7 separate regions of the Mus musculus genome follow, and regions 1, 2, 3, 4, 5 and 7 are each linked to region 6. The links are chromatin loops, found by intact Hi-C in ENCODE. Cell type or tissue: left cerebral cortex. All regions are shown on one strand. Region 1 has its middle 220 kb from the start of Gm26435. Region 2 has its middle 290 kb from the start of Gm26435. Region 3 has its middle 270 kb from the start of Gm26435. Region 4 has its middle 79 kb from the start of Gm26435. Region 5 has its middle 29 kb from the start of Gm15521. Region 6 has its middle 150 kb from the start of Gm26435. Region 7 has its middle 100 kb from the start of Gm26435.

What was found. A loop is a pair of places that touch in the nucleus more often than their neighbours do. Peaks named below come from ENCODE experiments on the same cell type or tissue, not always from the same donor. Only the 100,000 strongest peaks of a DNase experiment are listed, where the experiment ranks them.
Region 1: it touches region 6 in a loop (7-fold over the local background); 5 of 42 quality-filtered maps call a loop at or near these places.
Region 2: it touches region 6 in a loop (5-fold over the local background); 12 of 42 quality-filtered maps call a loop at or near these places.
Region 3: a loop joins it to region 6, with 6 times the contacts of the local background. A loop is called at or near these places in 2 of 42 quality-filtered maps.
Region 4: a loop joins it to region 6, with 7 times the contacts of the local background. A loop is called at or near these places in 4 of 42 quality-filtered maps.
Region 5: a loop joins it to region 6, with 4 times the contacts of the local background. A loop is called at or near these places in 15 of 42 quality-filtered maps.
Region 7: a loop joins it to region 6, with 2.2 times the contacts of the local background. A loop is called at or near these places in 3 of 42 quality-filtered maps.

Annotation. Positions count from the first base shown.
Region 1 is chr9:30,073,155-30,077,154 of GRCm38, reverse strand. No RefSeq gene overlaps it. Among named protein-coding and RNA genes, the nearest start is that of Gm26435, 220 kb to the left of the region's middle. In left cerebral cortex, no CTCF peak of the experiment used is centred here; DNase peaks (open chromatin) are centred at 404, 965 and 1,710.
Region 2 is chr9:30,002,142-30,006,141 of GRCm38, reverse strand. No RefSeq gene overlaps it. Among named protein-coding and RNA genes, the nearest start is that of Gm26435, 290 kb to the left of the region's middle. In left cerebral cortex, a CTCF peak has its summit at 2,311; DNase peaks (open chromatin) are centred at 1,374, 2,307, 3,137, 3,765 and 2 more places.
Region 3 is chr9:30,024,489-30,028,488 of GRCm38, reverse strand. No RefSeq gene overlaps it. Among named protein-coding and RNA genes, the nearest start is that of Gm26435, 270 kb to the left of the region's middle. In left cerebral cortex, a CTCF peak has its summit at 1,935; DNase peaks (open chromatin) are centred at 1,350 and 2,940.
Region 4 is chr9:30,210,804-30,214,803 of GRCm38, reverse strand. No RefSeq gene overlaps it. Among named protein-coding and RNA genes, the nearest start is that of Gm26435, 79 kb to the left of the region's middle. In left cerebral cortex, no CTCF peak of the experiment used is centred here; a DNase peak (open chromatin) is centred at 1,877; H3K27ac peaks cover 2,373 bases.
Region 5 is chr9:29,660,076-29,664,075 of GRCm38, reverse strand. It overlaps a transcript of Ntm not described here. Among named protein-coding and RNA genes, the nearest start is that of Gm15521, 29 kb to the right of the region's middle. In left cerebral cortex, a CTCF peak has its summit at 2,425 (motif pointing left); DNase peaks (open chromatin) are centred at 2,121 and 2,421; H3K27ac peaks cover 410 bases.
Region 6 is chr9:30,138,104-30,142,103 of GRCm38, reverse strand. No RefSeq gene overlaps it. Among named protein-coding and RNA genes, the nearest start is that of Gm26435, 150 kb to the left of the region's middle. In left cerebral cortex, a CTCF peak has its summit at 3,959 (motif pointing right); DNase peaks (open chromatin) are centred at 692 and 1,785; H3K27ac peaks cover 1,983 bases.
Region 7 is chr9:30,188,622-30,192,621 of GRCm38, reverse strand. No RefSeq gene overlaps it. Among named protein-coding and RNA genes, the nearest start is that of Gm26435, 100 kb to the left of the region's middle. In left cerebral cortex, no CTCF peak of the experiment used is centred here; DNase peaks (open chromatin) are centred at 521, 1,297 and 2,355; H3K27ac peaks cover 1,376 bases.

The sequences.
Region 1 (4,000 bases), 65 kb after region 6:
TTGAAGGATAAATATAACAAGAGCAACGCACTGACATCCCTTGCATTTAACAATCCCTTGTGACTTAATCGGTTGCACTGAAGATGGCCAGTGCAGGATATTTTTCTAACATAACAGGAGTTTGCTTCGTGGACTGGAGACTTTAATCTTCCAAGCATTTACCTCCAGTGATGATCATCTGGGGAAGGAGAAGTTGCCAGGGCAATGGTGCCCTAGCCCCTCGCTTCTAGAATGAGTCCCCTGTGGAGAACCATTTCCACTTAGGAAGAAATGTGATCACCTCATGCTTACTGTGGTGTTTGGGGTGATTTGAATTGCAATGTGGTGTATCCAATCCACAGGGTAAAGAAAACGGAGCCAGTATCATTAAAGCTTGAAGAGTTGAAATAAATGGTGTGGGCTGGGCTTCCATGGTGACAGGAGATCTGTCTGCTTGTAGCAGAATACAAGAAGCCCTGTGAAAAAAACTGGCTGGGTGGGACAGTTCTTTGTGTGGACAGGAGGAGCATGTGGAGATCCCGTGATATTTTCCCCCTGCCCATCACTGCCTTTTCTCTTGCAGATGTGTTAGAAGACCACTCCCCACCAGGAGACAATGGAGAGAGGGGGCTGTATCTTAGGAACGGTAGAAATAGTTTCAAAATCTTCTAAATTCTTTCTCAACTCTCCCCCTAAGATAAGGAGCTGATTTGCCCAGGGCTATTGTCAGGGGGTTATGTCCACACAGCATTAGCAGCTCCTGATATATAGGCACATTTGAGGATGCTTGGCAGCACCACCCTTAATAACACTCTCCTTTACAAAGTGCTTACTGTTAAATATTTATGATTCCTTGCAAGATGGGTTCCCATGCCTGCCAGGGCATCTATAAACGGGTGCATTGCCCAAGACTTCGGCGCAGAAGGTAGGTGGGTCTTTGTACCCAGCTTCTTGGTGAGGCTGCTGAAATGGCACATCGCTGAACTGATGAAGTCATCCCCTCTATGGAGGGATGCCACAGGGATATTGGCTACAGAAACATAGTGGGGAGAAGTGGGGGTGGAGGGATATATGCTTTGTTCCCAAGTAAGAGCCAAGGCAGGCTCCCACCATCGTAATCCTTTAAATATTAATGAGATCCAAAAATACGGTCATAAAAATGAACAAAACTAAAATAAAAGGAAGAGCAATAGATGGGGTGTGTGTTTGTAGGGAAGATAATAAAAATTAGACATTCATCTCCTTTTAAGAAACATTCAGCCTAGGTGGCATGGGTCATTAGCAGGCAGAGCAGATCTACCGGGACTGGTCAAATCCACAGAGAAGTGTTAGTGCCCCTCAGCTGGAAGGCACTTACACAGTTCTGTGAGGTCTTCTTACCTGAAATACCCAAGGTCTGGGATGGGCTCTGGGATTCTGCACTTCTTATAGGTTCCTGTAATCATGACTACCATAGCTACTGGCCCACCTGGACAGTCAAGGGCTGTGTAGGTCAGTAGAACATTCTGTGACAGCGAGTGCTTTCCATACCTGTGACATCCCATCCTCTAAGCCATGGGATGTGGCTGGCATGACTGAGGAATCAATGTTTTAATTTTATTCTACTTAATGAATTTACATGTGAATAACTCTACATGACTAGCTGCCTATTGGGACGCCTCTGCCAGTTGGCTTCCCAACCACTTCTTATCAGGGAAAGAGGATACCTGGAAAGGGTTCTAAGCCTGAGACCTGGCATGAGGCCAGCTTGCTCATCTGGCAGCACCTCACACTTGTCACACTCTCCTCGTAGCTTTGTGTGCCAATCCCAAACTGGGCTGCTAACCTGCTTTGGATCTGTCTTCCTCCTATCCGCTGAAGTCTATGAAATGTTACCTCTTGGGCCTTTGGGGGACCAATACCAGTGTTAGCTTCCCCTAGGCATTGCCACAGGTCATGTGTTCTTAGTGCACAACAGTATCTCTGGCCCCTGTCTTCAGACCCTACCCCACACATTAGATCCGCCAGAACAAAAGACATGATTTCTCCTTAAAGATTGTTTCTGATGCCCCCAACCCAGGCTTCTGGAAGCACAGAGAAGGAACTCAGGCTCCAAGTTCATACAAACAAAACCTCAACACTGCCTTATTTCTTTCTTCTTGCATGTGCGGTCCCAGACACTTGTGAAGCTTCAGTGTCTTATCTCAGCAAACAGAGTTGAACCTGTATCCATCTGTCAACAATGTGAAGATTTTGGGGCAGTACTTATAAAATGGGTTCGATAAAGGTATCTGCTGATGTTGAAGAAGACAGCTATGAATGGTTTGAAGGTCCAGCCTTCCAAAGCATGCTAACATTTGATTGTCACTGTGGCAACTTTCCAAGTTGGGAACGTTGAAAGGTGACTGATCTACGAGGTCTATGCCTTCCTGAATGGACTAATGCCACTGCCACAGGATCAAAGAATGAATTTGGTTCACTTCTCATCTCTCCGTTTTCATTCACCTTCTACCATTTGATGCTGCATCAAGAAAGTTTCTGACCAGTGCTAACTCCTTGGTGTGGACTCTCAGACCCTTGAACTGTCAGAAAGAAAATTATACATTCCTCAGTCTTGGGTGCTCTTATATAGCAGCATAATATGGACTGAGACAAGGATGGGCACGGTATATTTCTATGTTTCATTGCTTCTGCTGGGCTCCTCCAGCCCCACCTCCAACCCAAGAAATCTATGGATGTGATCACTGAGATAGGTCTTTGTTTTATTAGTACAGCATCTGAGGGAAAACACAAGAGTAAAAGGAGAATTTTGGCAATATTCACAAACTTGCTAATCATCACACAAATGAAAAGAAAGCCACCATGGAAACCATGAAGGAGTCTGCTGGAGCAATTTAATTCTGTACTGGCAGCATTGAAAATTTGAGCAATAATTCCAGAAAGCATTCTGGCAAGAGACGCTCATTCGATGGACAAATGTTGAGTGTCTACCAAGTTTCAGACACTGTGTCAGGCTCTGGGGATTCAGGAAAGCAATAAGAGCAAGTCCTTGTCCACCAAAGCTTGTCATCACAAAAAAATCGAATTCTTCATTCAGTGAAACCCCTCATCCAAACATTAAAAAATATTCTCTTACATGGATGCCATCTATTCTAATGTAGACTGACAATTTACCCAATTTCCAAACAATTAAGAAAGGTCTAAAATTGGAATATGTTGTCAAGAAAGTAAAATTAACATTGACTAAACTATACTATGAGAGAACTATGTAGACATGAACAAAGCTTAGCCATGGGCAGTTACATCTGAACAACTCATGAATCCGAATGTGGTAAACGGTTTAAATAGGGAGTTACATTGTGGAGAGAGGGTTGCATTACAAGGCTCACCAGAGCAGCATATACTTACTCTGTTCCATAAATATGCCACCGCAGGCTTCAGACTTCCTACATCATAAGACTGCGATAGAATGGCAAATTCCTGACATCTTCTAAGCCAAGAAGGCCTTCCAAAGAAATGTAAGTGGGAGAGAGATAAAGGTCTTCTCAGTGGATACATTATGACCCAGGTCTGATTAAATGGGGACTTAACACAGCCATCACAGCCACCTCCTCCTGCCATAGCAATGGTTCTGTGCCATCAGCTGTGGGGAAGTCCCATTAGCCCAGGTTCTGGAGTGAAACTATCCACTTACTTTTTTGACAGTTTTTATGGATGTGTGTATGGTATGTGTTGTGCATTGTGCATTGTGCATTGTGTAGTGTGTGTGTGTGTGTGTGTGTGTGTGTGTGTGTGTGTGTGTGTACATAAACCCTGTCTGTGTTTGACCTGTGTGTGAAAAGGGCAGAGATAAATGCTGGTGTCCTCCTTTATTGCTCTCTATTTTATTTTGTGAGACAGGGTTTTTCATTTACCTTGGGACTTGCCAGCAAACTCTGAGGATGTGTCTATGCCTGCCTTCTCAATTCGGGAGATGTACATATGTGTCATCATGCCTGGCTTTTACACAGATGCAGGGAGTCTCACCCAGGTCCTCGTGCTT
Region 2 (4,000 bases), 140 kb after region 6:
GTCTCATCACAGGAGTGGCCTCCTCTGTTGCACGTGGAGGTTAACAGTTGGATTTGTCATCTAGAGACATCACAAAATCTACTTCTCAAACTTTGCTGTTATTCATGGTGCTGGGCTATATTTGCTAAGCTTAGAAATTTGGGATGAGGAGGGAGTATGGGACCAATTAGCATAATTGATTCTGACAATCCAAGCCTTCGGGTCTGTGCACGTGCTCCCTCTGCCTGGGATGATCTTCCCCCATATGGGCTGGCAAGCTTCCTCTGCTTCTCAGTGCTTGACTCATCCCTTTCTCAGCAAGGCTCTCCTGATCCAAACCTCATGTCGTACCATCTCATCTGTCTCCCCGGCTCCCTTTGTATATGTCTCCTCCACACCAACCGCTTTCTAACATGGTAGAGATGTCGTCGAGTTGGCTCGTGTGATGTTGGTGCCTCTCTCCACGTCATAAAACACCTTGGTACAGCAACACATTCCAGGCCCCTGGAATAGTGCTGGGTGCTTAACAGGAGCTTAATAAATATTTAATGGAGAGTGTCCTTTACAGAAAGCCCAGAGGCTCCGGTTCCTGCTCCATCACTCATCTGTTCTTAGACTGAGGCAAAGCTTTATTTCTCTGCATCTTCTCTTCTTCTGTAGCAAAGCAACTTCACAGAGCTGTGAGGAAAATCAAGTGAGTTACATGTATTTTGATGAGCATTTGACATGTGTGCTGTGCTTTGTGTTTGTGAAGACAGTTGTTATTAACAGTGATACTCAACAACCAACACGGTGTGATTAGAATCATCTCATGCACATGGAAGATGGCCGTATGCTTACTGCTTTGCATGTGTTAACTATACAATAAATGTTAGTGAGTACTTTATTTCTTTTAATACAAAAACACCCACATAGTGTAATAGATGCTATTTGCTCTGGTTAAGCCTAGCAAAGTTGCTTACCTCTCTCAAATGCAGCCTGCTAGTAAGGCTTAAATTCACAGAACCATTCCAAGACCCACAGGACAATGTGCCCAAATGGAACTACCAACTTCAGTCCTATTCCAAAGGTGCAGGTGGTGTAGACTTATGGGCCAAACTTTTCTTGCCTCGTTTTTAGTTTCAGTGTCTATAAGAGAAAGCTTCGAGGCTCTTTGGAGTCCACTTCCCACTCAAAGTTCAAATTAAATCCCAGCCTAGTCTCTTTTTTTAAAGGATGAGTAACATGCAATTTATCATATGGGTTCTGTTGATTGAAATTGTTTAAATTGGCTCCAAACTGACACTGTAAATACAGAGCATAGACCTTGTGCACCAACCTGCTTTGGGAACTGAGGCTGTGGCTTCCCCCTGAGGGCTTTTAGTGTATTTGCTGGCCTATAAAACCTAGCTCCTGCCTCTGCTTTCTGCAGTGACTGCTGTAGTCAGAGGCATGCTGAGTCTTCTCACACAGCTTGGGCTGACTGATGGGTTGAGAGAGAACAGATCAGCATAGCCCTGGTGGACAGTGGGAGGAAAGGGAGGCCATGATTTATACCTTCTTGGCATTTAAAGGTCTCTATAGAGCACAGGACTGAGAGCAGAAATAGGAGGCAGACAAGAGGTAAGTATAACGTTCAGTTTTGACTGGAAACACTAAGTCCAGGGATGTTCTCTAACAGTGACCACTACAAGGTTTGCATTTGGGTTTGTTTCATGGTCTCAGATCACCTCTGGACCCCAACAAGGCAAGGTTAGAACACCCTAAGGGCACTGCACTAGCTGAGATGGTGCTCAGGGTCTGCATCCACCAACCTAAAGCAGATACCAGGAGCATATTGCAGAAAGAATTGAAGAGCAGCCTGTTCTAGGGATGCAGGCCAACCATTAAAATAGGTACTGGCCCCGCATCAGACTTAGCAATGCACGCTCTGGTGGTTTCCATCAAACTCAGCAGGGCAGGCCCTGGTCCCCATCAGACTCAGCAAGGCAAGTTCTGGTCCTCATCAGACTGACTCGGAGAAGCAAGAGCAGCTGAATGGGTTAACTGGACAAGTCACCCTAGGAATGCCAGAAAACAGACAATACAGAGCATAGCTTCTGGACATACTGGAAAAGAAACATGTGACTGGTTGGGATTATAGAAGGGACGAGAGAACAGTAAAGCAAACAGTACATAAGGGAGGAGAGAAACTAGAGAACGGAGGGCAGGAGGGCCTGAGAAGAAAGGGGACAAGAAGGAACATAAAGGGAAGAAGTGTCTCCATTAACTGGCGGAGATGGGTAACTTTGTGAAGAAGGCTCCTCACAATGGGTAGGCAGAAACCTCCACTCTTTGCATTGCTCATTGCTGCCCCCATGCGTCAGGAGCTGGCTGAGAACTCTGACACCAGTGCCCAGGCAAGGGCCAGCAGCATGTCTGCAGGAGTCCAACTTCCTGCTGCTGCTGCTGCTGCTGCTGCTGCTACTGCTGACAGTCTGCATCCCCCTTCCTTCCTTCCTTCCTTCCTTCCTTCCTTCCTTCCTTCCTTCCTTCCTTCCTTCCCTCCCTCCCTCCCTCCCTCCCTCCCTCCCTCCCTCCTTCCTTCCTTCCTTCCTTCCTTCCTTCCTTCCTTCCTTCCGTCCCTCTCTCCCTCCCTCCCTCCCTCCCTCCCTCCTTCCCTTAACTTTTTTCTTAAACATCTGACTTCAGCACCATTATTCTGGGATATACAGCCCACTGTTCTCTGGAGGTGATCTACATGAGCAAGAGATTAATACTAAGATACATGATGAGTCTAGCTGACCTTTCGTAGGAGTTAATCTAGATCTATATGACCTGTCCCACTTGATAACTTTCCTGCTTTCTTGGAGAAACAGCAGGTACAACTAGGGGTCAGGGTTGGAAGTGACCAGTATATATTTGTAGATACTCCAGTAGAAGGATATCTAAGGAGATGAGCAAGTTTTATTATCCAAGGAAGCACTGTGTGGAACTGGAAGAAACGCCCAGAAGCACGAGAGACCACGGGGAACCCCAAAAAGGAAACATGGGAATTCAAGTCAAGTGGTGGAGCAGTGCACACCCTCGCCGTCTCCTTGTTGGCTTCCCCTGGGGATGGGCTCATAGGTCCCCCTTCCTACACCAGCTTCCTAGATACACGGGGTGGAATCTCAGAACTTCAAATAGCTTTTTCTTTGTTTGTAAGAGATCACTTAGCTATTCTGACAAATTTCTTGGTGTAGGACAATGCATCTGTGAAGAGCAGAACATATGGATTTTCTGTCCTTCTTGCTAAAAAATATTCCTCCAAAGCAGCATATGATAAAAGGAACAAAATATTATAGTGCAGTATACCCTGGCACTGAGAGGACACAGCCATTCCTTGGTTGTCCCTTTGCTCTTCCTTGTTTGTTTTGAGAAAGGAATAAGAAGGATAGATTAGAGAGGCCTCAAGGATCATGATGATGACAAAGAGAATTATGAAATGGGAGAAGCAGCAGGAGGGGAAGAGCTGAGGTGCTGGGGTAGGTGAGTGTTCTAACTGCTATCTTTATTGGATTTAAATGTTGAAATTAGACTTCCCGTCAATATTTTTATAATTGGAGTTTTGTTTTGTTTTGTTTTAATAGTGAGTAGAGACACTGAACAAAGCAAGGAATAATATATTTGGTCTTACTCATTAGATTAGGATCATTTTCTGTTTGGGGCCAAAAAGATTCTGCTTTGTGAGAGGAGAGGATGTCAGAGTGGGAGGTTTTACGTATTCTCCAAGCAAAGTAGAACGAGAATCCCAGAATTAGAAAATATAGAATAATCAGATTCAGTTTAACGCCTTCCCTTGCATGCGGGGGATTACCCATAAGCCACTTAAGCTGAAGTCTCAAGGGCCACAGTTGGTCCCATTTCTATTAAAATCTTGCCTAACTGGAAAACAGAGTATTTTCCCTTTTTCTTTTTCTTTTCTTTTTTTTTTTTTCTAGAGAAAAAAGGGAAGGCTGATGGTCCTAGTGTAGCTCTAAATGACACCAGTTCTTTTAATCACTCAATGATGCAGTGTGTT
Region 3 (4,000 bases), 110 kb after region 6:
AGGTGAGAATTCTTTGTTCAGTTCTGAGCCCCATTTTTTAAGGGGGTTATTTGATTTTCTGAGGTCCACCTTCTTGAGTTCTTTATATATGTTGGATATTAGTCCCCTATCTGATTTAGGATAGGTAAAGATCCTTTCCCAGTCTGTTGGTGGTCTTTTTGTCTTATAGACAGTGTCTTTTGCCTTGCAGAAACTTTGCAGTTTCATGAGGTCCCATTTGTCAATTCTCGATCTTACAGCACAAGCCATTGCTGTTCTGTTCAGGAATTTTTCCCCTGTGCCCATATCTTCAAGGCTTTTCCCCACTTTCTCCTCTATAAGTTTCAGTGTCTCTGGTTTTATGTGAAGTTCCTTGATCCACTTAGATTTGACCTTAGTACAAGGAGATAAGTATGGATCGATTCGCATTCTTCTACATGATAACAACCATTCATCTTCTTAGACAGCGGTTCTGTACGTGGCTGCAGCTTGGGGTGGATCGTGGACTAAGAAAGTATTCTTTCTTCTCCAAGCCTCTTCACTTGCTTTCCTGGAGACTGCACATGCCAGTACTCCCTGTCGCTGAAGATGTGCCCTCACAGTTTAACTTAAACCTCACTTCCCTACTTCATGTGCCAATTGTCTGTCTGTCCAATGTTATAGGAAACAGTGTGTGTGTGTGTGTGTGTGTGTGTGTGTGTGTGTGTGTGTGTGTGTGAATCACTGTTTCCCTGGCACTCTTAATTCCAGTTGGTGCCTCACAGGGACTCAAGATATTCTTCTGTGAATGAAGAAAGGAATGAATGTTGGCATCACAGTAAACTGCTAACAACTACTGTTTGTGTCTCAGTTTCCTTGTCTGGGAAATGGGAATTTTAAAAATTCCCATTTTTAATGTTTCAATGCTGTTGTAGAAACAGGCTAGTCTGTCTTTATAAAATGTGTTCGGATACACACATTCATGTCTATAAAGTAAAAAAAAAAATGAAGCATTATATGAATGCAATAGATCTATACTAATGACATTACATATACTAATGGCATTACATATACTGTCCCTTGCCATAAACAGAACACAGAGGCAATTACTAGCAAATAGAACATATTGGTAAGTGCCTAATTTCCACTGCATAGTACAAACTACTGCTTGTACAAAATTCTTAATTTGTGAAAACTGGCCCTACATCCTGATGAAAAAAGAAGTTATATTTGGAGTCCACTACTCCCTAACCAGTAGCCCAGCCCATTGCTCCATGTGGAAGGAATGTGTTGTATAAGATGTGCATTGGAAATTGTACAAAAGGCACTATATATAGAATCTGAGAGTGGAGTTTCAGGACCTGCGCTTTAAATATCGTTCACAGCATGTCACCAGCACCTCCAGGAGCAGAGCCGGAGGCAGGAATCTCCGGGGAGTGCATTTTCTCCAGTTCTGCTGATTCAGGAGGGACCAGTGAATCAGCAGTAGGTGTCTGAAAGTTTGCTCTGGGTGATAAGAGTGGGACTGCGACTAGGAGAAACAATTGGCTTCTAACTAGGGCAGGCACAAAGATCCAGAAGCCCAGCAGCAAGGAAGCCAGGACATTTCCCTTCAAAGCTACAGACTCCTATGACCCTCGTGCTGCCTGCCGTGAAGTCAGTACTCAAGGCTGTTCCTTGGGTGTTGCTCCTTTGGCAGCGAACTCCACAGCCATCCTTCCAGTGGTGATATGGCTTTGTCTAGGGTTACATGATCCTGCTTAGATATTGTTCCACAGTGCCTCTGTTTCTACCTCCAGGGGTGTGTGTGCATGCTTGCGTACGTGTGTGTGTGTGTGTGTGTGTGTGTTTCTATCTGACATCAGTGTGGAGAACACAAATTCACCTAAAGCAGAGATGTTCAAGCATCCCATCCTGTCCCTTAGAAAGCCACTGTGGCTGGGCAGGGAAGTGACTGAGGGCTCAGTCTTAGAAATGGAAGGTAGGAAATGGTACTGCATCTCTGTCACACTAATGATGTGGCCTTTTGATGGGTGGGTTAGGGCCTCAACAGTGGCCCGCCCGGCTCTGTGCATTGCATTTTGTCTTCTCCTTGATGTTGAAATAGTCAAATCTTTCTCTGTGGCTCAGGTGAGAGCCAGTTGGGACTCTGTAGCTGATGGCCCCAGCGTGTGGTAGATGAGAGAGTGTGGCGCTGAGTGAACATGGTGCTCCCGGAGAGCTGTCTCTTCAAGTTGAAAAAAAAAAAAAGTTTTGCCTTGTTTCATTTTTCCTGTGCTGGGTGTGGACAGGACAAGTGAGACAAATATTCTACCACCAGGACACACCGTCAGCTTCACTGTAGAGGTTTTGAATGCTTCTCTTCAGAAGGAAAGACAGGCCACACAGCCTGTGTTAACTGGAGCATCCTGTTAGTTTCCATACGGCACTGTATTGCCCTGAGCAACAAACTTACCAGGGGAGGAATATTAGCCTACTATACAGACGGAATGAGTCCTTTAAAACCAGTGTTGAAGACTTGGTCCCTAGGGAGATGAAGTTGGGAAACAAGGGCTAAGGAAGGTCCTGAATCTGCTCACCTAATAGACCAGCAATGTTATCCCCAGTGTGTACTCCTTATTAAAGGTGTCCCCTCATTCTTTCTACTTCACCCCATGGGATGACACAGCAAGGTGATCTTGGCTGCCACGGTCAGCATCTTGCTTCTAGACTCTCAGGCTCCAGAACTCTGAACCAAAACATAATCTTTTTCATTAATAAATTATTCCATCTGCGGTTTTTCTCTTATAGCGGTACAAAAATGGACTACGCCACCCGCTTAAGGGAGGAGGTAGAAGAAATGTAGAACTGAAAAGAGGATGGCTAACTTGTGGGATGTGAGGCTGCTGACAACAGGGCTGTGATTCCCGGATAGTCATAAACCAAAGTTCTTCTCTTCCCCTGCTGTGAGACTGCATTCAGCAGAGTGGAGATTAACCAGATACAATCCTAGATCCAGGCCCTCGTGGCTGTTGCCTTCGCATTGCAGGCAGGAAATACGTGGCTCATGAAGCACAGAGTGCACACCAGTGTGTCCCCTGCCACCACCTTGCTGAACAATAATGAGAACCACCTGCTGCAAAACAAAGCAAGGAGAAGAAAAGAAGGCTTCACTGTGGGTTGGAAATAGCTGCAATTACAGCGGCATTCGAGTCCAGCATACAGGCATAACACAGGACCGCTACAGGCTTGGCTCTCTGTAGCTCAGGCTTGGGCAGGGACCATGAGAGAGACTGCAGCCTAACCTGATTAAGTTAAAACAAACAAACAAACAAACAAAGAACCTACCCCAAATTAGTAGCCACTGAACTGGTAGTATGTGTCACATGCAGTGTAGCAGCATAGCTACATCTCCTTAGACTGTTTTTTTTTTTATTTGTACTTAAAATAATCCTGTGAGGTTTGTCTTATTCTCATCCCTCAAATAAATAAACAGACTCAACAACAGCTGAGAAAGGAAACAAAAAAGACAGAAGAATTACTGAGACCCGACTAGAGGCACGACCCAGACAGGTAGAAATCAGAAAGTTCCTGGGTTTCTCCTCCCTATCTGACAACGTCCATCTCTCCAGCCCTTCCCTACAATAAACATCTGTCCACCATAGAGAAGCAGACAGATCATCACAGCTGTCTGCAGCCTTGCTTACCTCCCCAGTAAGATGTTGCAATCTGAGCACTTGACAGGGCAGACAACACACAGGTGCCTACATACTAGGTACCCACAGGGTGGTTGACAGATGAGAAGATGACTGGCTAAAGGCTCAGAGCAGGGTTGTCAACTCAACACTCTGCAATGACAGAGATGTTCTTTAACCATGCTGTTCAGTACTGTGGTCATAAGCAACGTGTACCTTTACCTATCGTTTTGGACAATGAGTGTCTAGAGACCTGGTGTTCTGTTTTCAACGTTGCTACCATCAGCAGTTTCATTAGCTATGAAGAGCTTGGGGGCATTAGGCCCTGCTGAACCCAGCCATACTTCTCAGAACGTGACAAGTTCACC
Region 4 (4,000 bases), 73 kb before region 6:
TTTAGTTTCTACATGTAAACCAGGTCACTCGATATTTGTCTTTTTGTGTCTGGCTTATTTCACTTTGCACAATGTCTCTAGGTCTATTCCTGCTTTGAAAAAGGCAAGCACGTTGCTGTTAATGGTCAAATGACATTCCTCACACTGTTTTCTTTAGCCACTCACCAGTTAGAGGGACTCTTAGGCTGATCAGGCTGGGCCAACGAGAATGGAGCTACAGCAAACATGAAAGTGTATGTGCATCTTTGATATGTCTATTTCTGCGTAGGAGCTCTTCAACCTTTACTGTGCCTCTGTAGCACTTTAAATAAATAGGGAAGGTTCATTTAACAGTGTTGACTAAACCAGGATCCTCAGCATCCCAAATCATAGTGAGTGAGTGAGTGAGGGGTTAATGTAGGATAAAGAAGATGTGTTCAGACAAGCAACCGAGGAGTATCAATATTCCACACTAAGCGTTTGGTAGAGTCAGAACATTGAGGATGTCCTTTGAGGCTGATGGGAAGTGTCTAGGTAAGATGGTAGCCATCTGTGCTGAAATCTGCTAGCTCATGTCACTGTTGGTTTGATGTAACAATGAACTCTTAACTACTTGGGTATTGCTACTGCTTGTTACCTTCATGGGGGAGGAAGGGTCGCTTCTTGACATAGATACTCCTTTAAAGAAAAACTGATAGTTATTCTTTCAACTCCAGTTTGACCCTTACTGTCAGAATTCTATTCAGCCTCACCTGGCAGTCTGGAAATAGAGAAGCAATAAGGTTTATATAAGTGTAGGCCTCTCTACAGCATAGGAGTGTGTCGTGGTGGTTGAAAAATATAATTCCTAAACACAGCAACCTGTACTAGTAATTCTATGCTAAAGTCCATTGCTTGGAGCTTTCCGAATAATACAATGTTGTTGTGGTAGACATGTGCTTGCTTATGTACAGTCTTGGATAAACCCCAGGCTCAAGCTTAAGTATCATTGGAGAAATCAAGAACGAGCCACATCCTTGTAGATATGGGCAATGGGGTGGCTAATGTGGCCGACAGCAGAAACCTCTACAAGAGAAGGAGTGTGGAACCTGGACACCTGCCCAGCAGTGGATTCCTGGAGAGAAGCAGCCATGCACTATCTGCTAAGGCAGAGACTTCATTTTGAATTCATTTTCTCATTAAGCATCCTGGAATCTTCTCACTGGATGTTCACCACTCTGAGCTAATGGTTGATGTACTTCCTTCTCTGCCTTTTGACTGTCTCTCTGTCTTGGCTCCTTCTCCACAGGAGACATGGGGACCAGTTTACTCATGGTCTTTAGCAGATAGAAATCAAGTAAGTGAGAAATCAAGTAAGAAATCAAGTAAAGTCTTTTCTTTCCAGTGCACCATCAAGATCTTCACAGGGTGGCAACAATTAGAGATCCAACAAGAACACAACTTTTTATAAAAGAATATTTGATGGAGTCCTCTTCAGGCTATTCAACCATTCCACTGTTGGGAGCTTCGAGTTCTTCTCCACTAGAGTCACTGCAAACTGTTGCATCAAATGTCTGCATCTATACCTGGCTTACTTTTCTGCTAACTTCTGGGTTAGGGGAGAAAGCCTATGTACATAGCTAAGATTTGTTGCCTCTTACCAGAGCCCTGGGGCTACACACCATCCCATAAACAGTGTTTGAGACTGTCCTTACCCCACTTTGCTTGCCAATTTTATAAGGGGAGCTGTCTGTTTTAAAATGTTAATAGTTCTTAGAGAGATCTTAACTAGCAGCCAAATCCAAAGGCTAAAACTTATATCATCTTCTTTGTGGTCCCCAAAGTGGTTTTTATCACATCCATTGACTCATCTGCCTCCCACGGCACTGCTGTGGCTTGTTTCTATAGCAGCAGCAACAGAACACACAGCGAATGTGCCCACATCCTGATGGTTGCCTGATGCCAAGGGATAGCATTCTACAGCTGATGAATCTAGGGAGCCTTTCACACACCCTGGCCATGCCTTTATAGGCAAGTGTAAGTTATTTGATCTCAAGGTGCAGTGAAATGAGCTTTGTCCATGCCTTGGGCCTGGCTCCTCCATCAGTGTCCTGGCTTTACCTTCACTATCCTGGTTCCATCATCAGTGTTGCCTGGCTGAGTCCTTCCATTCCTGGCCCTTCACACTCCTGTCTGTAAAACAAAGAACTGGAGGAGATGCCTTTCTCGAGAGCTCCAGCTCTAGCTGCAATGATGAAGCTAGCTTGGCTGGGAGAATAGCAGCTAGGTAAAGGTTCTTCTGGGTAAAGTATGCCCTGGAGAAAGGGAAGAAAGAGTCCCTGGAAGAGCATTCATTTTACAGCCCACAACACAGTTCTGCCTTTTTGCACAGAAACCTTTAAGATGCATTCCCACACCAATCCTGGGGTTAACTACATTTCTTACTTGTGTGTATGCATATGTCCACATGGGTGCACATGTTACAGCATGAGTGGAGAGGCTAGGGGACAACTTCTAAATCTCTTTCTTTCACATTTGGGTCCCAGATAGTTAGGCATGGTGGCAAATGTTTTCTGCCCTAGCTCCTGGACTTATCAACTGCTAACCACTAAGAGTGTGCTTCTGGGTGCTTTCAGCCAAGCAAGTATTGGGATGTGGGGACAGTGGGGATATGCCATTTCTTCTTTCAACAGCTTGGGGTCAAAACTTGAAATGGTCTCCCAGCACACGGTCTTGAGTGTTTCTTAAATTCTGGTCTCCCAAAAGCTTATATGGTCCAAGCAGAGTGCTTTGCCCTGTTTGTCATGTCACTGAGGAGACTTCATAAGGTCATGCCAAAGTACTAAAGTTAGGTCCCAAAAGTTCTGGGTTTTTGTTTTTGTTTTTCAATACACTTCACCAATCCAGTCTCCCATTCTTCCTGCTCCATTAAGCACCCTCTTTTTCTGTGAGAAAAGTAACATTGGCTATGAAGGTATTGACATTTACTAGCATGAGCATGCTTAGACTCCACACCATTAACCTAGACTTTAATAAACACCTGAGGGCCTACTGTGTGCACGTGTAATTTTGAGACTTGTCAGTTGATTTTGCTCCACATAGTCTCCTGACTAGATGGAATGTATAGACTATGCGAGGCTGGGAAGACAAAGTATTTCTACAGCCCACCTTCCCATCGGCTCTTAAAGCAACAAACGTGTCTACTGTTTAAATGAACAGACTTTACTTCCTGAGGCCAAGTGGGGAGAGCACTGAGACAGAGGAGCCCATTCTTATCCCTGGAATGAGGCTTTCCCATGGGGGGATCAGGCCTGGGCTTCCTATCCTGGCTGTGTTAACCCATCTTCAGGGGGACAAGATTACGAAGTAGACTGGTGTGTACAGACACTTTGATTTTTTTTCTTCCCTAAGGAAAGATTCTAGGGTGTAAAATGACTCGGCTAAAGACGCATATCTTAAGTTTCTGCATATTTGTGCAATTTAACTTGGCAATTTATACCTATGTGGAAATGTGTTGAAACTGAAGAGTAATATCCAAATAACAAGAAGGCTATCATTGCTGTTAAATTTAGCTTGGTTGTTTGAGGACCTTCTTCTAAGTCTGTATCCAAAGTATATAATCACTGTGAGTGCTCAGACCAGAGCAATCTTTTCGTCTGTAAAATGAGAATAATGATAATAGTAATAATAATAATGATAATAATAATAATGATGATGATGATAAATACCACTTTCTTTATTAGTTTTTATGAAGGCCAAATTAACCAATGTAGGCAAAAGTACTTTGTAACTATAAAAATCAAATAATACTAATAGTGATAGTTTTATGAAGTTTGCCTTGCTCCCTACCTCTTTAGTATCTGGTTATCAAACACGCATCAATATCCTTGGTGTGCACTGTGGAATATTTCACATGTTCTGGAGAAAACAAGAGTAGTCCCACTATGTGAGCCAACAGTGATGCCTTAGAGCAATTCTTGGTGGGGAAAGAGGGATCAGGTGACTTCTTCATCCTAACATCCTTGGCGATGACACCGAGGAA
Region 5 (4,000 bases), 480 kb after region 6:
CGGACTGGAAGCCATTTCCTCTTTGCTTTAACTCCTTTATCTCACAGACACTGGGGCGCCTGCTCATGTCCCTCTGTCCATCCCCAACCCGGCCCTCATCTCTCCAGCCCTCCCGCTCAGCATCTTACCTCTGCCATCTTGCCTTCTCCAGCCTCGACACTGCAGTGCTAAGGCTTATCTATGGCAGCTCCGTTCCCAAGATCTGCTGGATGGCTTTTGGCCTCTTGCCTTTGAGCAACTTCCCTCTCAGCAACTTTCCACTGTGGCAGGACTGTTGCCTCCCCCCCTCCCCCTTGGGCATGCAGATGTATGTGTAATCAGCCCGCAAGGCTGCTTCCACCCCTCAGCTCCCTTGGGCACTATCTGGCTTCTCCTTCCCAGCCCCATGGCTGCACAATTTATTTATGGAGGGCCAGGGACACCTGTCTCTTTTCATCTAAATTACCTGCAAACTCAGGGGAATCGTCTTTAGCTCCTGCTGGCCTTGGCCTCGTTCACTACGGGCTGAAGAGAGTGCGATTGGATGTATGCTGACTCCGGGCTGAGTCCTGACTTTCCTCCAGAGGAGACCATCTTTGACTTGGCAGAGTGAGCCCATGGCTCAGAGCCCTGCAAGACCAGCCAAGAGTCAGCGGTATCTGAAGCTGAGGCCTTGAGAAGATCTGCAGGTCACCAGAGATTGACAGAATTGCCAGGCACCAAGGGTTGATCGAAGAAATTGTGTCAAAAGTGGCAGAGGAATGTGTCTCCTGAGGGCTTTGTGGGTGGATGAAATGTCCTTGGTGGGGGCTGGAGCCCCTTTGAAAGTCACATAAAGGTTGAAGGTTTGGTTCCCTAGGATAGCAGCAGATAGTCTGCTCAGGAATAAAGAGATCCATCTTCTTGACCCAACTCCAGGGTACTGAGCTAGCCTTGTCATCTGCATCATAGCAGTGGATAGCCCAGCACACTGGTGATTCTTTACTGTGCTATGCTCAGCTGTTGACCCTCTCTTTCCTCCTAAATGTATCGTGTGGATCTGAAGCAGACTGGGGCAAGGGAGGGCAGGTCTGAGTGTAGCTGCCACAGGGGTGTGAGTTCCTCTTCCCCATGAACACCTCAGAAGTATGGGAGGAAGACAGAAGGAACTGCAATGTGGGGGCCTTGCAGCAGAGCACAGACACTCGCATGCCTTCAGGATGCAGGCAGCCAAGCTGCTCCTCTAAAGGCAGCTACAGTTGCAGCATACCCAAGCTTACACAGCAAACACACTCCAAGCCACAGATGAGCCCAGTTCCACATGACTTGGAAAGCAGGGTGATACCCCAGCAGACGCGTGGCTGCCCAGGCAGCTGGTACTCCCTACAGTCCCCCTGATAGTCCCCATCATGTCACTGACTCTTGTCAAGGTCTGACTCAAGCTGCCTGATATCATTGTCTCTGACTACAATGACTTGATCAGCAAGGATAGGGCAGGGAATTGCGTCTCAAGGGCCATCAGGTGACAGAGAAGGCTGTATGAGAGTGCCTTGATCAGGTGAGTTTTGTAGAACTCTTGGTACATGCAGGGGGCCTAGTGGAAATTTCTAGAATGGAAACACTAAAGACTTTGCAGTGCTGGGCCACTTGGAGAACCTGTGGAACTAGGGCTACCCAGGGCTCCTGGGTGGGTGGGTGGGTGGGGCATATTCTTGGTCTGGTATTCAGCTATAAGATGGTGGTAGCCTCCTCCTCTCATCATAGCCTCCCTGAAAGGAGGCCCATCTGCCCAGCACCCCCTTGCATTTCTGTACACCTCAGGGAAATATTTTCTGAGAAGTGCTAATTATCCCCCCCCCCCCACCATGTCTGTCTTCACGCCTGTGAAGGTGAGTGACTTTCTTCCTGTCTCCTTATAGTAATCCTGGTCACCCACCTATCTGTGCAAATGGACAAAGCCTCTGATTATGAATGGCTCTGAATGCTGCTGCAATTGTGTTTGTTTCCTATAGGGAAATATAGCAATTGCTATTTGTTCTTGCTAGGTGGAACCCATGTGAGCATCCAGGAGCTCTTATAGTCACTGTTGGATCCCTGCCATCTCAGTTCTTCCTTGGAGGCAGGAGAGCAGAGCTGTTACATGAACACAGCTTTTTAAAAGTAAAACGCCAGAACGGGGACTTGACATCCCCAGTTATGGAAAAGGAGGTTCCTTTGAGGGCCCTTCCTTGTGCCCAGTCTGTTGGTGACAGACACTGATGGGTTGAAAAAGCATAGAGAAAAGGGGAGGGGAAAATAGCATCTTGGGAAGATAATTGACTTTGGAAAAATGCTATGTCTGAGATGGAAGAAGGAAAACAAGTGAAAATATGTTATTTTACAACCTTGGTCCTCCTGACCTCATTGAAAATAAATATACACACAGCAGGTACAGCTTAGTGGAGGTCTAGCATGGGGTACTGGCGCCCTCTTGTGGCCATAGGAAATAATGCTCTCTTTTTCCTCTTTCTTTCCCTCCTTCCCTCCCTCTTACTGTCCCTCCCTTCCTCCCTCCCTCCTTCCCTTTCTCACTCCTCTATCTCTTCCTCCATGAGTATTTGGTCTCTCTCTCTCTCTCTCTCTCTCTCTCTCTCTCTCTCTCTCTCTCTCTCTCTCTCTCTCTCTCTCTCTCTCTCTCTCTCTCTGTGTGTGTGTGTATACATGCCCATAGTTACCAATAAAGAAGGTACATTGCAGAGAGGCGTGTTTGGGCATCCCCTGAATTCAAACTAAAATGTTTTGAGAAATAACTGCAGTTTCTTGTTTTCTCAAGGCATTTTCATACCAGAAGAGGAGATGGTGGCACTGAAGATAGGAAACCCATTCTTAAAGATTAGTTTGCTGTGTGTGTGTGTGTGTGTGTGTGTGTGTGTGTGTGTGTGTGTGTGTACAGCCGTCGTGGTCTCAGCTTCACCATTTGTAAAATGATGAACTTGAACAGGGGAACAGGGTTACACCTCAGTTTCTTTTGGCCCATGACAGCCCCTGAGGAAAAGCCAGGCTCTAGGAAGCTGCCAAGCCATGACAATGACCTAGGAATGGAACTCCTTGCATTAGAATTGCAACAGCCTTTTGTTTCCATTCAATGGTGCAAAATAAGGTCCACGTTGAACCCACTTGGCAAGCCTAAGTTCCCTGCCTGCTTACCTGAAAAGCTCCATCTCTGAAACTCTCAGAAGGAGACACAAATCTTCCCTTTGAGAGGATGCTACCAGGGACCCCCACCCACCTCACTGAAGGATGGGTAGTCACAGAGCTTAGAGAGTGGGCATCACCCTGAGCTCTGGATTAGTTTTCAAAACACGGGCTAACTGTTCGTGGGATTTGATCTTTTATCTTCCCCTTTATTTGAAACTCAACCCAATACACTCACCAGTGAAATGAAAGCTCTCTGGTAAGCCAGGCACCCCACAAGGTGCCTCTTTCCTTCTCCATCTCTCCATATGTGGAGTCTTTTGTCTTTTTGGATGTTTAGCCTGTGTGCAGACCTCCGCCTTCACTGGTACTCCCACCTCTTGGGCCTCCACCTCCAGATCCATCTTTGTGTTTATTGTAGTGTGAGACCAAAGGATCTTTGCTGTGGAAACCCCTGGGATACAGCTGTTCAGCAAGACAGTGATTTCCCGCGGCTACACTGTTTTATTAAGTGTGTTAAACAGCCAAGCAGCTCATCTGTCAGCCACTGTTTGTCAACTGGTTATCTTGGCTGTCTCCCAATAGATAAGGGGTTGTTTCCCCAACACATTTAAAAATTCTTATTACTGCCTGTGATGTGACTTCACTAATGTTATTATTATAATTCATTTGTATCTTACACAGGCTACAATACAGACCAACCCTTTGCCAAGTACATCATCATAACTGTTTGAAATGGTGGCCATGTTAATAAGCAATTATTGTCCAGCTGTGGTGGCACATGCCTTTAGCCCCAGCACTTTGGAGGCATAGACAGATAGATTTCTGTGAGTTCAAAGCCAGCTTGCTCTAGATAGTGAGTTCCAGG
Region 6 (4,000 bases):
GATTTGTCCCTTTCCTGTGCAGAGGCTGTCTGACCCTGGTGAATAATATAATAATATCTCTTTGAAGTGTCTGATTTAACCAAACAGCTTCTGACTGAGTTCCAGCCTCACCATTGTATGGTGTCTATTTTCTCGCAGAGCTTGCAGTCTGTTACATAGGACAAGTCCTCCTGTCTTGGATGACTCTGTGCATTCATTTCAATTGGGAGAACTCACAATGGCTGCTTTAAAATAGTTTCCTTTCCCAAACACTCCCTCTGAGCAGGCCCACCCTCTTCTCTCTTGTTAAAATGATACTAACTTGGCTTTTCAGCCATATAAAGGTTTTATATGATCTATTATGGGATGCTTTAATTATTGTTGTTTATTTATTATGATTGTCTTTGAATTGCCACTGAGAGCCAATGGTGACTTGGCAAAGGCCATGAAAAGGCAACATGACAGTAGTTTTATTGACTAGGCAGTAGGCCTGGATTGTAAAGTGGAAGCCATGAAGCAGATGAAGGCAAAGGAGCATCTTCTAGACTAGGGTGATTTCCTTGGCTCAGTCATTTTTTTCTATACGAGCAAGTGCTCTTGGATGGAAGCTGCTAAGAACTTTCTCAAGTCTTTCATAGCACTGGGTAGGATTGGCTTAAAGAAAACATGCTGTACTTCCTACACAAGAATAGCACCAAGCCCACTCCCTGTGTGCTTTCCAGAAATGATGCTGGCTCTGCTAGGATCCAGCTATACACCCACTCGACCAATCCCCACTGTGATCTTGGCCAAGGACCTAGTGAAATGAGATGCCCTATAAGGCCATTTCTATTCTCCACTTGGCCCCACATTCTAAGCGGCATTGCCTCATAGGACATAGGACTGTAGAAGTCAATGCTCTGCAAAGAATCTTGCTTGAAATTTGGTGTACTTGACCATCATGATTCAGACAACAACAATGAGTTTTAAAGACTTCAGTCTTATGCTGACTACACCTAACTCAGCATCTTCTTTGGAGAATGGGGCTTGGGAGGAGACAAGAGTTGCGGCATGGGATTTTCAGATCTAGTTTCTATCTTTGTAGAACTCAGAGTCATGTGGGGAGAAACAGGTGCATAGACAATCAGAAATATCCCCTGACAAGTGTTCAAAATTTGACTGCACCCTCCTCTATGCTTTGATAATGTGACATCATTAACAAATGGTCTATGATAATATTCTGAGGCACAGAAACAAAATGTCTGTGCATCTCTTGCTGGGGGAAATCATGTGTTTGTCATCAGGAATGAAGAACGGACAATCAGCTCTTTGAGGGCGGGATCTCTCCATTTGTTCATCTCTTTTTCTTTTGCACTGCTTGCTCATGTGTCTCTTTAGACAGTGAAGCCTTCCCCTTTTCCCTTCAGTGCTGTAGACTTTGATGAAAATGATAGTGTGGGGGGTGGGGGGAAGAAAATCAGATCTGCCACAAAGGATGAAAACCTCACTGACAGAGAGGACAGTGAGGAGGGAAGACAGAGTAGTAGTCTTGGATGGGCAGATTGCCAGCCCTGGTGGGAAGAGAGCAGCGTCTTGGAAACAGGACTGGGCCCCTGAGCAGAATGCTGTGGTGATGGGGAGAACCAGTCCAGGGTCTGATCTATGGAGGAAGAGAGGAAGCTGGCCTTCTGTGTGCAGAATGGCCAGGAGCCAGGCCAGCACGGGGAATCTTCAAGGGGATAAATACTCAGAGATTTCCAACCCTTTTGGGACAAGTGCCAGGGAAAGAGGCCAAGATTCCAGGGAACACAGCCAGGATGGGGTTATTATAATCCCTAGGAGGATTCATTTGCCAACTACTAAAGCAAACGCAAGCAGCACCCTGAAATGGAGACTAGCTATTTTGGAGCAATTAGCCATTGGTGCCTGCTGCTGCCTTTGGAGAAAATCCAGTAGCCAGAGGGGGAGTGAGGAAGGCAGGAAGTCCTGTTGGCTGTAGAGCGATGCTCTCCTTAGTACCTTTCCTCACCTGAAACATCTGACTATACAGTCTTGGCCTAGGCTTCCAGGTCCTGGGCTGATGCTTCCAGGTGCCCTCAGGATGACAGGGAGCCACAGAGCTATTGAAGAGCCTGGAGCTGACCACAAGCATAACGCCCAGGCCAAGCCAGGCCAGATGACTCTTTTCTTCAGTGTTCAGCCCTGTCTTGGGGACGCTTTAAGACATCTGCCTTTGAGGGACAAGAAATGATCAGCTATTGTAAAATTTTCTTGTATCTATGCATAGCTTTTTTTTTTCTGGTAAGAATTTTCAAATAGTTATCAGAATTTTGAGGGTCTAGCCACTCCCCATTTAAAAAAAATTACTGGATTGTCCCATCCTTAGACAAAGAAAGTCTAAAGAAGTCTTTACTACACCCATTCCTATTAGTGCTGTCAAAGGTAGAGTTCATCTCATTTTTTTTTAAAGATAATACAGTTAGAATCTTGACACTGCCAGGCACCCCCCACAATGGAGAAATGGAGATGTGGCTCATCTACAGCCCCTAAACAAGGCTGGCTAGCATCTCAATATGATCTTGCTCAAAGTAAAGAAGAGATTCACTTCACTGCGCCATTTTCCAGGTGTGTTATGATAGAGCCATCGAGGCAGGTCAGCACCTCCTAGCCCGAATGGGAATCTGAACTTCCCTTTGAGGGTTCTTCATGGCTCTCTGTTAGAACTTCAAGGAGGTACGTGCTCCAGCAAGCTCTATGATGGATGCTGAAAGGGAGTGAGAGAAGAGACAGCAGAATTTCATGGAGAAGTTTAGGTAGCTGATCCCTGTAGGGCTTTACCATGGAAGCAACCTCTTCAGAGATCAAAGAACTAACAGAGTTTCCTTTGCTCTGGCATCAGATACATAGGAGCAAGGAGACTTTCATCTCCAAGGTGGATGCTGGATGCTGGATGCTGGATGCTGGATGCTGGATGCTGGATGCTGGATGCTGGATGCTGGACACTGGATCTTTCTGAGTGCTGTGAGGTTTCTCTGAAAAGATAAAGATAGAGATCTGAGGAAGGGAGAAAGGCTTTGTGTATCGTTGTGGTTTGCCCAGTCACAGGTAGCTGTGTATTTTTTTTTCACTTTCTCATTTGTGCTTCCTGAGTTCTACACTAAGATGTCAGGATTTCTGAAGTACATAGCTGGTGGAAGGCAATACCAGTTTGTTTTAAACCTGTTTTCTTCAAACTCTGACTGAGATGAGTTATCTGCCTGGGGATGCTCACCCCCTCCCATCCCCCACCCCCAGAGGTCCCTTACCCTGCAAGTTAGGTAACAATCAGTCATATCTACATGTTTGTTCGTGGAGTTATTGGAGATTGAACCTAGGAACTCCAGATGATGTGCTCTGTCTCTGAGCTGTGCACAGCTCAGCCCTGTCCATCTGCTCCTTGTTGTGTGTGAACCTTGCTCTCTGCCCCTCCCTCTGCTTCTAGGGGCTGGGTGGGCTCCTTCCTCCAGTGTACTTGACACAGGACCCCTGAGTCTGTCATAGATTGGGCATTACTGGGCTAAGTCAAGTAATTCCTCTTGTGCTGATCTCCTTCTCAATATTCTTTTCCCACAAGACTCTTAGCAATTGTATGGAGACTGTGAATGCTCATAGGCTGTGCAAGAAACAGTCGGGAGGTTGCTGTTCTGTGCTCTCGAAGTGAGATGCTTATCACATTATATGGTTTCGGGGTTATCTGTTTGTTGGGTAGATATGGAGATATGCTTGATCCTCCCCAGGGTCACCTCTGGTACATTCTCTGACAGATTCCTAACCAGAGTAAGACTCTGACCTAAGATCATGTCTAAGACTATTACCTACTGATGCTGGGGCCGCGAGAAGCTGTCAAAGTAGCTTTGTTCACCCACGTTCAGGTGCCAGATGCTGGCAGGTTAGTGGAGGGGGTGGGACAACTCAGCCTAAGCCAGAGAACCCAGGCTCCCTCCCTGCGCTGCCTCCACCAGCCAGCAGGGGGCCTCAACTAATGAGAGGGTTCCTGTTGGCA
Region 7 (4,000 bases), 51 kb before region 6:
GCCATTGTCTTGGGTGAAATATCCAGAAGCTACCCTGGGAATCATCCTGAAAGATTAGGAGTATCCAATTCATCCCCATAACGGTTACTGTGAGATTTTAGGCAAGTGGATGACATGACTTTCAATTTCATTTTGAGCATTAGCATAAAATTCCGCTAGGAAAATAAAAGCCCGTCCCTTCAACATTGTCTTATAACAGTCAGTGTCATGGCAAAGAAGGACCCTGTGCCAGTTTGGATATGAATGTTAAAAGGCATGGCCATCAGGGAGGAGTTATTGCATGTTGAGAGGTTGAGCATGCAGAGGTACTTAGGTCATTAAAGGTATGCTCTTGAAAGGGATTGTGAGACCCTACATCCTCTCTCCTCCTCCTTTTGCTTCTCTTCTTCCTTTCCCTTCCCCTTCTTCCTCCCTTGTTTTCTAGCTATAAAATGAACTTTTCTGCTATGTCTCTGTGCCTCACACTATGGCTGTGGGATTCTTTTCACAGACTCAATGTGGGCAGATGACTGTGGGCTGGAATCTCCAAATCTGGTTAGTCCAAATCAATCATCTCTCTTTCTAACTTGACTCTCACTGGCATTTAACATAGTGCTAGAAAGCTGAATGACACAGCTCCTGGACCTCAGGATGCTGAGCCTTCCCTACAGCCTTCTTTAAGTTTCTGAGTCCTATTTCTTGCTTGGACAACTCATTATTTTTCTTTATGACACACCCTTTTATACTCATTCAACATGCCCCTGAGACAAGGCCCTATGTCTTCATTCACAGTTTCAAAATTGTATAAGCACTCAGTAACTCAAGGCTTTATTAAAATTCAGTTATATTAATGACAAATACTTTGCAGTCAATAATTATTGAGTGCTTACTTCATGCTGGGAATTATCTTGAGTCCATTGAGTACAATATCTTCTTATTCAATGTTTACAATAGCCCCATGAGGTAAGTCTTATGACTATTCCCATTTTAAAGGTAATGAAGGGAGGCAGAGAAAGAGTAAATAACATTTTCAAGATTGTTCTGCTAATTAGTAATGGAGTCAGGATAGAAGGGGAGCAGCTTGCCAATCTCATCCTTGTTCTTGACTGCTCTGACATACAGTACCCCACTAATGCATAAAGGTAACACACAGCTAAGGAATCTCATGGTCTCATGGAGTCCTTTCTATGTACAGTCAGTGCCACATGGGGACTAATTTCTCCCTTTTTGCTCCTGAACTTGTCCCTTGCTCTAAATATCAGCTTAGCATCCACTCCCTGCTATTTTCTGATCTGGAGCCCTGCCTGGGCATCTGTTCTGTCTGGGAGACTGTCAATAGGAGTTACATCTTTTACTGTGTTGAGCCTACCTCCAGAAAGAAGCAGGTCCCAGCTCTGCATTTCCTTCAGCTGAGCAAGCCCAAAATACATACAAGAATTGCCCACTTCTACCATAGTGTTGGTGGCCATGGTGGCTTGGTGGCCATGGTGGCTTGGTGGCTGGTGATCTTTTGATTCCTCTAGTAGAACTCAAATCTCTCTTCGTTTTGGTCCCCTTCAGTATATGTTTGGTTTAATCATGGTACCTGCTCCAGTGTCCTCTGACTGGCTGTAGGCTCCCTGAGAAGAGTGACGCCTAAGCACACATTAGACTTGTTCATGGTGGGCTGATAATTGAGAACATGAGAATCTTTAATGTAATTCAATCTGTAGTTCTAAAATTCAGTCTCCTGCCCTCACGTGCCCACCTCAAAACCATATCCATTAAAGAAGAAACAGGTCACACAATTTGGTAATAACTTAATATACTTTCCTAGACTCTTCGCGTAATTAACTTGGTGATTTAACAACACTGGATTTTATTGTCATTTTATAGTGCTTTGCTAATACTTCATTTTTATTCTCATCTTATTTCCCCACCTCCTAATCTGAAATAATTTTTATTATCTTCCATAGAGTCCTCTTTAAAAAGAAAACCCTTCCTAATCAATATTAATTTCATTCCAAGATCATATTTTGAGATGGAGCTGTACACTTGGTTCAAGTCTGGAGATGAAGAAGTAGTTTGTAGAATCTATGTTTTCAAAGACATTTTCTTATTAAGATAATTATCTTCTAGGCTGGCAGGGTCTTTTTAGTCACATTGTTGCAAACCCCACTGAGGGCTGCTTCAAGGTGACTCGGTCATTCTCGGAGAGAAAGAGACTGTCACAGCTTGGGGGAGGCCAGCAGAGGCTGGAAGGAAAAGAGGTACAAGGGCAGATGGGGTTCACCCCACTACCCTGGATTCCTGTACAGTTGGCATGTTTGGGTTTGGCACTAGGAGACAGAGCCCATTGCTCCAAACTCTCGGAAGCATTTGACATGCCGTAGAGCGAAGGTTCTAGGAACAAAGCCATCAGTGGGATGGAGCCAACAGGAGAAAAAGCTAGAGTGAGCAGGTGGCTAGCTACCAAAAAGGAAGTGTGCAGAAGACATGCAGTGATTGGCAACCCATCTCAATTTGGGTGAGTTCTGCTCTACATTCCAGAGTTTCTTTCATGAACTCTGGTCAGAAGTTCAGTAGAATTATTTGTATTAAGATGAAAAATATGAAGACTATTAATCTGTTCATTATTTGAAAAGCCAGTAAGTTATGATATAATTGCAGAATAGGGGCAAAATAAACAATGATTTTGATACACTCTGGAATCATTATTTCGGGGAATTCAGAAAGTTTCTTAGCTTTTCTTTTCCTTTTGCCTCTCTTATCCCTCCTTCCCTTTCCCTCTTCCCTTTCTTAAGAAAATGTTAACAGTTGAATAGGTTCATATGGGGGAATGCAGCAATTGGAGACACCTCTTTGAAAGGAAAAATAAACTGGTTTCTAGCTTATTTCGATATAAGGCACCAACCTGTCCCTCAGTTGGAGGCAGAAGGAACATTCAGATGACAGCAATGGCTCTTTGTATATTGCCTCCATGTGTATACATTAATCTTTATTCTTCCTATTCTCTGTTCTGTGAAATCAGTTTTAGCATCCCACCCCTATATTTGTCTGCAACAAACAAATAGAAACTGAATTTTTTTGAAAGCACCAACTCCTTGCTTGGATTCCCAGTATAACTAAAACCAGGGTAAAAACCTGGTACGTCTTCTTTCATTTCGTAGCTGCCTCCTTCATCTTAAAACTTTTGGCCAGAAGCTGGAGAGATGGCTCAGGTAAGATCACTCGCTGCTCTTCCAGAAGACCTGGCTTGGTTCTCAGCACCAGAACTAAAGCTCACACCATCTGTAGCTACAGTTCCATGGGAGCTGATGCCCTCTTCTGGCCTTTTAGTGTACTAGGAGCACACGGACAGACCCCCCCAAGACAAAACTCATTCACATAAAATAAAACAAATCTTAACAATTTCCAAGCCCACTTCTTTTCCCATCATATCCCCTGCTTCATGCAATGAGCCCTTGAATGCCATTTCCACTGTCACTGCCCTCAGTCTGATTTCCAAGTAGAATCTGAGTGGTCTCTAAGGAACAAAGAGCTGGTTATGTACAGTGATGGAAGAAGTTTCACAATGCTCAAGAGACAAAGACCTGGCTATCTCACCGGGTCACAAGTCCCTCCACATGCCTCTCAAGTGTCCTTTTTATCCTTTGCTTCCCCCATCTCTCCATCTTGCATGCCATGATCTTCTTTCTTCCTAACCCTCAACTGCTGATTCTTTAGAAAGTTCTTCCCTCCACGCTGGGCCAGACCATTCTCTATACATTTCACAAACGTTTTCTTACTGTTCCAGATGTTCAAGCTTTATGAGGCTTTTTAAAAAACTGCCTTATGAATCTATTCCAATATGTTTTTTAAAATGTATTATTTAATAATGGAATCTGATTGTCTAGGGGCCATAGAAATAGGATGTTTACATGTTACTTTTCATGGAAGGGTGTGACTTTGGGACCTATTCAATTTAACGGTAACTTTAGGGATTATGTAGAATTCAATTGTAAAGTTTGAAAATTGAGGAGAGTTCAAGATAACCTCAAAG